Linked DNA regions of Homo sapiens: region 1 is linked to region 2. A link is a contact called in ENCODE Hi-C data. All regions are on one chromosome and are shown on one strand. The core of a region is the stretch at or near the end of the contact, and the rest is flanking DNA. Distances in the headings are between cores, read along the strand shown. Region 1 has its middle 18 kb from the start of MIR1587. Region 2 overlaps LOC105373175 (a long non-coding RNA gene).

Region 1 (5,343 bases), core at 766-3,265, 660 kb before region 2:
AAAAGCAGCCCTGACTGCAGCCACCCAAAGCCCAGCCCACTCCTGGGTGCAGGGCGGGCAGCCCTTCCTCCTCCCTGGACTCTGTTTCCACCACACATGAATCCTGGGCCTGCCTGGCCCCGACGCATTTTTTATTTTGCTATCTATATTCTTTCCATTGTCCTGATGTAAATAATTTAAACTGACATAGAAAGAAAGGGCAGGCCTTGCTACAAAATGGAGGCTGTCAACTCCCCGAACCTCCATTTCTTTTCGCCTCCTGTGCTCATCTCTTCCCTGTTCTGTTCGATTTGCCTCGTTCTAGAACCTTTCTCTAGTGCTCTCTTGTTTTTTTGTTTTTTTTTTTTTTTTTTTTGAGAAAGAGTCTCACTGTGTCGCCCAGGCTGGAGTGCAGTGGCGTGACCTCGGTTCACCGCAACCTCTGCCTCACGGGTTCAAGCGATTCTCCTGCCTTAGCCTCCCGAGTAGCTGGGATTACAGGCACACGCCACTATACCTGGCTAATTTTCATATTTTTAGTAGAGACAGGGTTTCACCATGCTGGGCAGGCTGGTCTCAAACTCCTGACCTCAGGTGATCCGCCCACCTCGGCCTCCCAAAGTGCTGGGATTACAGGCATGAGCCACCGTGCCCGGCCTCTAGTGCTCTCTAGCTCCACACACATGCATGCATGCACATGAACACGCCACACACGTGCACACACACACCCTTCTCCCCCTCCCCCCAGGTGTCAGTGAGCAGAGTGTGTGTGACATTGTGTGTCTGTCTCTGGGATACAGTTTCTCTCTCTTGGTGTGAATTGCCTGTCTCGTCTGCATTTCTCATTCTGTTTCTCATCTCCCTACTTTCCTTTGCCTCTCTCTGCTGTTTGCATATGTGAGGGAAAGAGCTGCTTCATTTGTGAAGTGGCCTTATTCCATGGCCTCATTATGCAATCACACAGCATGGAGCTCTCTTGGGGGTTAAGTGGGGAAGGCAGAAGACAGGGCCAGGGAGAATTCATCATCTTTCCCCCGGAAAGCTGTGCATTTTCAGAAGATATAAGGGACAAGTTTGGGGTTCACAGACCCTCAGGGGCTTTTGTGCGTCACCTGGACCTTCTGTGATCGGTACATGGAGCTGCAGCTGGCCACTGGCATTGTCTGGAGAGCAGCCCTGGCCTCTCTCAGCCTTGAACCAGGAAGCAGGCTTTATTTGTCAGGAGAGGGCATAGCCAGGATTTCCTGAAGGTTCTGGCCTCCAGCCTGCAACCCGGCACTGTCCAATAGAAATATAATGCAAGCCACAAATGTGAGCCACATATGTATTAATAATTTTAATGTTCGAGAAGCCACATTAAAAAGGTAAAAAGGAACAGGTGAAATTGACTTAATCATATATTTTGATCAACCCGATGTATCTAAAATATTATCATTTCAATATGAAACCAGGAAAAAATTATTGACAAGGTATTTGACATTCTTTTCTTGAAACTAAATCTTCAAAGTCTGGTGTGCATTCTATGCTGACAGAGGATCTCAATTTGGCCGGGCCACATTTCAAGTGTTCAGTAGAAACATGTGGCTAGTGGCCCCTGTCCTGGACAGCACAGGCCCAGCCTACCAAGCCTGAGGTCTGGAAGTTCTGTTTCGGCTGTCTAAATGGCAGCAATACAAGCGCGTCCTCAGTGTGTATGTCTGATGGGAAGACGACGAGGTGATGTGCGGGAAGTTCACTGAGCCATTATTCTCCCATTACCATCATTAGCAGTAATCATCATGAATGCACTGGCATGGCCCACGTCCGGCCCTGTTGCTGCTTGCTTCCAGTTCACGCGGCATTCTGTGCCGGGGAATTGCTGACCCAGATTCTGTTTTGCTGGGGGGGCAGAGGGAGCTGAGGGTGCAGTTTCCAGGTGCTCTAGGCCTGCCTCCCAGCTGAGACCCCACCTACTAGGTGTGTGCTCCTCCCCTTTCTTTAGGTACCAGGCACCCCTCCAGCTTCTATATATAGCACTCTGTGGCGACAGCTGGCTATCTGATGACTCATCAGTCACCGTGGGCGTCTCCGGATGGAACCCTGAACATTTATTCAGAGGGTGCTTTTGCCAGTTTCTGAACGACTCCTAGTAAGTCCTGCCTTTTGGGGATTGTTTTAACCCCATGGAGATTGGGGGTTTGAAGACTCAGTGGGTTCCTGTCTGAAGGCCTCTGGGGGCTTAAAAAGTCCAGTGGGGCTTTGGGGAACTGGCTCCAGGTAAGCCTGTGAACGCAGAGGAATGCATTCTCAAACTGAGGGCTTGAGTGGTCTCTCCTTGGTCATCTGTCCATCTAAGTACCTGGCTGGCCCCAGATTGCCCCTGGAAGTGGGGCTTGGGAGATGTTAGCTCCTTTCAGGAGCTGCAGGGCTCCTCCCATGTATTTTCTGTGGGGCATCAAAGACCCAGGGCTGGCTTTGGAGCTGGGTTTAATGTAGGCTGCTCTGCTCACCAACTCCACCATCCTGGGCAAGTCCCTTCTGCTCTCTGGGTTTCCGTTTCCTCCTCTGTGCAATGCAGTCAATACCATTGTGGCCGTCTGGTTCTGAGGGTTGGAGGAGGTGCCGTCTGTAACAACTGTTATTACTGTGCAGCCCAGGGGCCCCATCACTTCGGTTTTCTCAGAAGCAGCTTCTGAGACGCGGATTCGTGTGGAAGCAATTTATTAAGGAAGTGCTCCCAAGAAACACGGAAGGGTATGGAAGGGCAGGACCAAGAAGGGGAGGAAGCCAGTTTCAGACAAAGTCCCTCTGCAGAAGGGTCTTAGTCCATCCAGGCTGCTGTAACACGGTACCACACGCGGGGGGGCTGATAAACCACAGACACGTACTTCTCATGGTTCTGGAGGCTGAGAGGCCGAGATCAGGGTACCAGCACGGTCGGGTTTGGGGGAGGGCCCTCTTCTGGGCTGTAGATTGCCAACTTTTCCTTGTGCCCTCACATGGCAGAGACAGGGAGAGAGAGCTCTCTGGGGTCGCTTTTTATAAGGGCACTGACCCCCTTCATGAGGGCTCCATCCTCATGACCTCATGACCTCCCAAAGGAGGAGCTCTGGAGGGCAAGTGTCAACTCAGAGCCTGTCCTGACTCCAGGCAAGAGCACTGTACCTGCATGCTCCCTTGCACCAGCTAGGAGCTACCGTGAGTGTGGGGATTGAAACTCCTGGGTACTTCTGGCTCTGAGGGGGATGTGCCCCGGGCGGGCCTGCAAAGAGTCCCAGGCACAGGCTGTGGGAATTAGGAGAGGGGAAGCTATATGGGGTGGGGGAAGGAGCCCGAGGGGATGTGGGTGAAGCATCTAGAGTGTCCCCACCACCCCTTTGCTTATCTGTCCTCCCACCAGAGGGGGCCAGGCCAGCACCCCTGTATGGATGGGACTGGGGCCGGGGAAGGAGGCTGGAGTCAGGAGGAGAGGCACCACCCAGGCCTTACTCTTCATATGGGTGGAACCATCCCATGAACAAGTGGGATGAGGAAGCCTGAGGAGCTTTTGGCCAAGCTTAGCCTCTGGGGGTGCCCAACACTGGGCACGGATAGGGCTGGGGCACAGACCCAATATTCCAGTACCTCCAAGTCTTTTGTCCGGCACCCAGGCTAGGGGCCCTGAAGATGCTTCACTGTCCAGCGGGATGGGGTTGGGGAAATATTTTTGTTCTCTTCAGCTCAGTAGCCTTCTTCCTTCCTTTCATCACCTTGTCTAAGACTGGCCGGGTCTTTTCTCAAGGTCACCCCAGGAACCAGGGTTCCTTGGGTTCTGTCGCCAGCTCTGGGCACCTCTCCACCATGGGCCACCTGGCTCTTTCATTTTCTTACTTCCAACTTCCACCTTCTCTTCTGCAGCATTGAGCTGCTTTTCTCAGCCTCTCTGGACTTAAAGCAACTTGGCCCAAAGGCTGCCAGTTGCCCTTTCTCAACCCTCCAATGCTTCTGTGCCCTCTACCAGGGATGGGGCTGTGGAATCCAGAGCACACCCGGTTGCCTTCCCTAAATTTCCATTCACCAGCAAAGATGAGTTTATTTTCCACTGTCAGGAATTCAGAGTTTGAATGATTTTACCACTGCTCTGTTCTTGGTGCAGCTGGGATTCTATTTATCACTGGGTTAGGAATTTCACTTCCTGCCTTTTCCATCCCAGAAGAATTCTCTCCCCTCCCCTCCCTTCCTCTTCTCTCTTTCCCCCTTCTCTCCTTTCCTCTTTTCCCTTCTCCTCTGCCTGCTTTTCCATCCCTCTCCCCTTCTCCTCTCCTTCCCCACCCTCCTCTTCCCCCCTTTCCATTTTGTTCCCCTTCTCCATTCTCTCCCTTTTTTCTTCCCCCCTCTCCCCTGCCCTTTTCTGTCTCCTCTCCTTTCTCCCCTTCCCTTTTTCTCTCTTCCCCCTCCTCTCCCTCTCCCGCCCCTCCCCCACATACTGTTTTGCTGTCCTCAGGGTGACGGTGACTTAGGCCAGCCCTGGGGATGGGTGGGAGAGCAGCTGAGAATCCAAAGGCAGGAGAGTGCACAAAAAAGAGATATGTCGACAAGTGGCTAGGGACCATGTTCCTGCTTTAGCTACGCACTGTGTCAAGCGCTGAAAGTCACTACACAGGCAGTCATTATTATGATTTTTACCTTACAAAAAATGCTTCACCCAGGGCATGGCATCTACTTGGTATTCAGTAGCAGTCAAATTGGAAAAAGGAGGCTTTCAAAGAGTCATTAAGACAAACACTGTTTGAAAATTATACAGAAATTCTATTTAGCTATTTGAAAATGAAAGAGTATTATACTGTCTTTGTAAAAATGCTTTTTTTCCAGTTGCTCACTGATTTTTTTCCCCCCAGTTGCGGTGGCTGATTAGTGTTTTCGTAGCGTCTCTTCCAGTTCACCGCAGACCTGCTGTTCCGTGGAGTCTGGTGTTGCAAAGCTTGTTGCAAAGCTTGTGCTGAGGAACTGCGAGGGGTCTCTGGGAATCTCTCTCAGGTTGCCGGGACCAGAGAGCCATGTGTCTGGCTAATGTGACCATCCCTCAACAAGGGTACTGCTCACTGGATTTCTCTACACAGACTCCCCTCCTGAGGAACTGACTAGGCATGAAAGATCTCCCCCAAGAATTGTTTAGTGACAGCTTAAGCTAGGCTAGCCTCTCTGCCTCACTAAGCTCAGCTGAGGTCAGAGTGGTGGGGTGTGACGCCCGCAACTCCGGGCAGTTAACTCACACAAAGGGAAAACTCTCTCCCCACCTTGCCTACCTGCCTCCCTGCCTGTGGGCAATTTTGCCAATGTTTTCCATTAGTCACAAAGGAGAGGGGCAGGTGGGGGCAGGGTGGTCAGTGGGGACAATCATTACAC
Region 2 (6,049 bases), core at 290-2,789:
GCTACACCTTCCTAGCTCAGATTAATATCCAGTTATAACTTTCTGAGTGCATATTTCTCATAAGCACTCTGTATTTTGGGTGCCCTTTGGTCTCTTCCTTATGTTTCTGGAGTACTAGCTGATCGAATAGAGGATACCTAAGCCAATACCTTTCTAAGAAGTACATATAATGACTGGGGAACAAACTTCTGTCATCTAGATTACAACTTCCCTGAAAGCAGGAACTATCGTTATACTTCACAATCCTATGAACATCATGGATAGTTAATAAAGATTCTATTGTTGGCTGAATGGATTTGTATGATACAGTAAAAAGAGCTCTGACCTGAATCTCCAGCACTCAAGTTGTAGATATGGCTCAGGGTTTGACTATTTTGATGTTGGGTGAATCAGGACTTTGTAGAGCCTCAGTTTTCTCCCATTAAAACAAGGAGATTAGACCAAATATTTAAGGCATACAGTAATATGGTCTAAATAATTCCTCCTCATTTAAATTTCCTTTGGGGAAGTATATCAGACACTTCTAGAGACCTTCATCACCCCCTTGGCCCACCTCCAGTTTCAGCCTCAGCTGCAATGGGCAGACTTACCTTAAGCCAAGCGTCTGTCTTCTTTCTGCCCCTGAACCTTCATTACTTATGTGAAAGTTTGCCCAGGTCATGTGCTTGTGTAGCTCAGAAATGGGAGAAAGTTAACATCCTCAGGGACAATCCTCACCAGGGTCAGACAGTGGCTAGTGAATAAATGCCCCAACCTCCTGCCCTTCCAGTGGACAATTCTACAAGGCATTCTATATGCTTTCCTGGGAAATCAGTCCCTGTTGCCCTCCATTATATTGATATTTGTTCCTACTGTGTCTTAATCCCTTCTTTTTTCTCCATTCATTCACTTTACTTCTTCACTGGGATTACCTTTGAAATAAGCTACCTTCACCCAGGACTTTGTGTCATGCTTTGCTTTCAAAAGAACCCAAACTGAGAAGAGAAACCATTTCTTTCTCCATCCAGCCTCTGCCATGAAGGCTAAACCATGAGGAAGCTTGGATCAGGAAGACAGTATATATGGCATGAGTGAAGCTTCAACTAGACCAGAAAATCCTGCTCCTTCTAGCTCTGTCTGGATGAAAGTTTCAGAGAGGGGAGTTGTCTAATTGGAGTGAAGGAAAAGCCAATGGCAGAAGTGCAGTCATTTTACTCTCTGTCTGGGACTCCAGGAGGAGCCAGCCTAGCGCTGTGTACCCGCAGTAACCTCAAGTAGCTACTGGTGAGGCAGAGAGCAAGTCGAGTTAGCATTCCTGAGCTATCCTGGGCTCCATTTGGCACACAAAAGATGCCAGAAATGCTCAAAGGCCCCTAGGGGAACAGAGATGTTGGCAAGACACAGGCAGAAGAGCTCAAAAAAGGAAAAAATTCTAGAGTCAAGTGAGTGGATTGGGCCACCTGAATGGGAGATTGAATAGAGGTCATGACCATGTCTCAGGGGACATTCAATAGCAGCAAGGGCTGAGTACGGACTGAGTCAGCAAAGAGGAAACCACAGGTTCACTAACCACAGACTTCAGCAGTTGTCAGCGTTGTGGGACATCTGTTGTGGTGGAGACATGAAGCGCCCAGGAATTGGAATGATAACACTGATAGATCCCCTTCCTCCACCACCAGAAGGATGTAGCATGTTCCCACCCCATATCCAGGTACCATCTTGGAGAGGATCAAGTAAAGGAAAGCAAACTGGAGAGAGAGACTGCTCTGGTTTGAATATTTGTCCCCTTCAAACCTCATGCTGAAACTTGATCCTCAGTGTTGGAGGTGGCGCCTAATGGGAGGTGTTGGATGGGGGTGGATCCCTCGTGAATGGCTTGGTGCCATTCTGGAAAGAGTGAGTGAGTTCTAACTATTAATTCCCTTGAGAGCTGTTTGTTAAAAGAGCTCAGCGTCTCCTTCCTCACTCTCTTGCTTTCTGTTTCACCATGTGATCTCTGAACCCATCAGCTCCCCTTTGCCTTCCACCATGAGTGGAGGCAGCTTGAGGCTCTCACCAGATACCTGATCTTGAACTTTTCCAGACATCGGAATTGTGAGCCAAATAAAAACTTTTTGTCTTTATAAATTACCCAGTGGTAGGTATTCCTTTATAGCAACACGAAACGTACTAAGACAGGGACAATTTAAAGTCAAGGAGACTGAATTTCCAAAAGAGAGTTTAAATTATTGCAGTGGACCAGGTTTACCAGATCAGAACCAAGTTTTGTACCTACTTCCAGTTCTGTGGGGTCCACTTTGTGTGTGTGAGTGCATGACTATCTGCTTTAGAAAATTTTCTTGACCATGTGATTGGAGTGTGGAGAAATATTTAAACTCCTCCTGGGTGCTGGTTGGACAGAGAGTAGGAGGGGCTCAACCACAGATAGAGGGTCTCTCAGCTGGAGCAGCTTTCCATGCTCAAGCCAAGCTCATTTGGACTGTAAATGCTACATCAGCTGCAGATCCACCTCCAAATGTCTGGTTTTACCTAGGAGGCAGAAGTCAGGGGTCTTAACACACTCAGCAAGAACTGTGGAGGGAGGATGGGAGTAGGGAGGATGGCAGCATCTGCCCCTTTCATCTCCTTGGGCAGTCTCGATTTCCCTGCCCCCATCTCAGAATATCAAGGCTCTCTGCGTCCCCCTGTCTTTCCTGGCCTCCTCTGGGACACCTTCTCTACCAAGACAGTTGCTGAGGGTTCCCCAGGGCAGGTCGAAGCATGATTTGCTTTTCAAGCTCTGCCCACTTATTGATCTCCTGTCTGAGAAATGTCAGCAGCAGCCGGGAGCTCTCCCTGCTAAGGCACTTAGCTTGGAAGCCTGTGGTATCTGCCTGCATAAACCCTCCTGCCTCCTGCCTGTCTGGCTTTAGAACTATCCCCACCCCCACCTTGGGCAAAGTCTTCTAAGACGTGATGGCAAGAATCAAACAGCAACGTGCTCTGAACACTGGGATGGGAACCAGATTTAAATTGGGCAAAAGCCGTAAGCTCAGAGCCAGTGCATTTCACTTCCTGCCATCCCTCCCCCTCTCAGCATCTTGTCGCGAGCAGGTAGGGAAGGAAATCTTCCAGAGAAGGCTGGCCAGGGGCAGGTGCTTGGCCCAGGAGTCAGAAAGTGGGGCGCTGATCCAGAAGCTGGGCGGATAAAGGCAACCCATTATTTCAACTGCCATCCCCTGGCCCTGCACCCCCACCTCCATGCAATTTAAATGCAGGATTGTGAGGAGGGGAGGGGAAGAGAAAGAGACTGTGTTTAGTGGTTAAACCTTTTAAAGTTTAAGTGCATAAACAGGGCCTTCTCCGTATCTGTCTATAGCAATTCTCATGACAGTTACAGCAAAATTACAGAAACTGGGTCGTTTATATAACCCTTTGTATTGTCAAAGCACATTAAATGTCTGCTTTCCTGCACCCTGCTGAGCTGTCTTCAGCTGTCAAATCCCCATACTGCAGCTCAACACACTGAGGGTAAAGGACTCTGGCAATGCGCACATGGGGAATACTGGACCCTCAGGTGCAGCAAATGTTTTGAAAAGGAGATTTAAATTTCCTCTGCACAGGAGTCCCATGGTTTAAAATATATTGAATTCTCTGCTTTCCAGCCAAATGCTTTGTCACCTGGCTAGTGGGCTTTTTTCCCCAAAATGAGCAAACATGACATTTGTTTTTTATTCTGGACAGGGTTGAAAGAGCTCATTCATCTATTTATTCATTTGAAAAAGATTTATTGGATGTTTTCTAAAATCCTAGCACTACAAATAGTATGCAGCAGCCACTGTTTTAAGGACGTTCTACGAATTAACTCTTTTAATCCTGATCTAAACCAGTAATGTAGGCACTATGATTATCCACATTTTATAGATGAGGAAACTGAGGTACAGGGAGGTTTAGTGGATGCAGATGTCCCTTCAGGACCGAGGCACTTATTCCCCCAGCTTCTGGGAGTGTTGGCATGAGGACAGTTCACATTGACTGTCCCTTCAGAAAACATCCTTAAGGTCACACCCCTTCTTGGGGGCAACCCACATTCAGTGACAGGGTTATGCAGGGGTATAAAGGCTCATTGCCTCACTTGGATGCTGGACAACTCAGTGAGGCTACCCCAGCTCCAGAGGTCCCAGAGATTCAACTGAGGTCTCCTTTGTGACCACACCGCAGTAGCTCAACTCCTTCCTTGACCCAGCCCTGCCTTCTTCACTCACCCACTGTTGCTGATTCCAAGGGCACTCCTCAATAAACCTCTTGCACTCACATCTCCATGTCCACCTCCATCTCACAGTGTGCTTCCTTGTGATCCCACCAGATGTAAGAGGATAAGTAACATAACATTTGTCAAGGTCACAGGCTCATGGCCAGTGGATGTCATTTTAACCTTCTTACTTACCTACCACTATCTCATTTACTGAGAAGCTTCACTCTTCCCATCATGGGGCCTAGGACTATATCCATATTCTTTGACTCATTTAATCCTCCAGCCTCAGAGGTATCACTACCCCCATTTTACATATAGGGTACCTGAGGCTTGAGATGGTAAGTAAGGGGTTGGGGCTTCAGTAGGACTTGAGCCAGGATGTGTCAGACTCCAAAGCCCTGGCTTTTTTGGCAGCTCCAGCCCTAGCCCCAGCCATCCATCCACTGTTCATGGGAACGAACAGTGCAGCAGTTTGCAATAATGCTTCTATCTCACAGAGATCTTTCAACTTTCGGAGAGGGATGGAAAGGAAGATATCATCATCTTAATTTTATCAGTGAGAAAATTTAAGCCCAGGGAAGTTCAAAGGACTTACTCTGTCTGTTGGTAACACAGCAGAGAGTGGCACCGAGCTATCCAATTTCTGATGTCTTGCAATTGTCCCTGCTAATGCTTCCCAGCCAAAACTTTAGGTTGAGAGCAGGGCAGGATGCTCTTCTATATGAGACTTTGCCCCTGCCCAGGAAGTGGGGCTATCCATACCTTCACTCTGCCTCTCTGCCTGGACTCCAAGACTCTAGGATTTCGAGAATCTGGGCAGTTGTATCAGCCCCATCAATGCCATTACAATCTTCCCCTTAATAAAGTCCTTGTACACATGGCTCCTCTGCCAGGGCTAAGACTCACTGTAACCTTGTGAATCAGGTAGGGTGGGATTTATATTCCCTATTTCACAGATGAGAATAATGAGACACAGGCTAAGGGTCATAATCACCACCTGGGCCATGGAAGAACTAGGACTTGAACGCAGGACTTTCATTACAAGTCCAGTGCTCTTTCCACCCTGCCCTGCCCTAATTGATCTCCTCAAAGCCACTTCCTTTCCTTGGTTCCCTTCCTGTTGTGCACATATATATCAGGAAGTTAATTCCTGGAGGAAGCAGGGAGACCAATTGAAAGATATCTCATGTGGTGTGATTTGTGGAGCTCTGGGAAGCTCCCCCCTTTCACCCCTAACATCTAAAATTTTCCAGTATTGTCAGTCCTGAGAGCTAATCATTGCCTTTTCCCTAGAACCTTCTTTTGACATGCAAAAGCCAACTGGAACTCCTCTACACTGCTAATGGGAATGTAAAATGATAAAAACAACTTTGGAAAAGTTAGGTAGTTTCTTAAAAAGTTAAACATATGCTTATCATTCCACTCCTAGGAGTTTGCCCAAGAGAAATCATATGTACAAAGACTTGTAGATGAATTCTCAGAACAGCATTATTTGTAACATTCCAAGCCTGGAAATAACTCAAATGTCCATCAATAGGTGAATGTACAAACCAATGATGGTATATCCATATTTTTGAGCAATATAAAATAATAGACTATCAACACATGCAACAATGTGGGTGAATTTCAAAAACATGTTTAACAAAAGGAGCCAGACACAGAAGGATTCCACCTACAGGAAGTTGTAGAACAGGCAAAACTTATCTATGGTGATAGAGGTCAGAATAGTGGTTGTTTTGGTGGGGGGAGGAGGAGGTTTCGACTGGAAAGGAGCACAGGGAATTTTCTAGGGAGATGGAAATTTTCTATATCTTGGTGAGGTAGTGGTTGCATGGG

What was found. A loop is a pair of places that touch in the nucleus more often than their neighbours do. Pooled maps may share reads with other maps.
Region 1: a map with no recorded cell type shows a loop between it and region 2 (8-fold over the local background). The contact joins two enhancer-like sites. A Hi-C loop is called at or near these places in 4 of 37 single-sample maps with no recorded cell type and 8 of 50 pooled maps.

Annotation. Positions count from the first base shown.
Region 1 is chrX:39,852,528-39,857,870 of GRCh38, reverse strand. No RefSeq gene overlaps it. Among named protein-coding and RNA genes, the nearest start is that of MIR1587, 18 kb to the right of the region's middle. RefSeq lists enhancers at 2,044-2,123, 2,394-2,513, 4,262-4,556. Within about 2 kb of position 2,015, at least 10 of the 41 ENCODE cell types and tissues checked have a DNase peak (open chromatin) inside an H3K27ac peak, as active enhancers do.
Region 2 is chrX:39,192,226-39,198,274 of GRCh38, reverse strand. The region is part of intron 2 of LOC105373175 (a long non-coding RNA gene); the gene reads left to right. Among named protein-coding and RNA genes, the nearest start is that of LINC01281, 130 kb to the left of the region's middle. Within about 2 kb of position 1,539, at least 4 of the 41 ENCODE cell types and tissues checked have a DNase peak (open chromatin) inside an H3K27ac peak, as active enhancers do.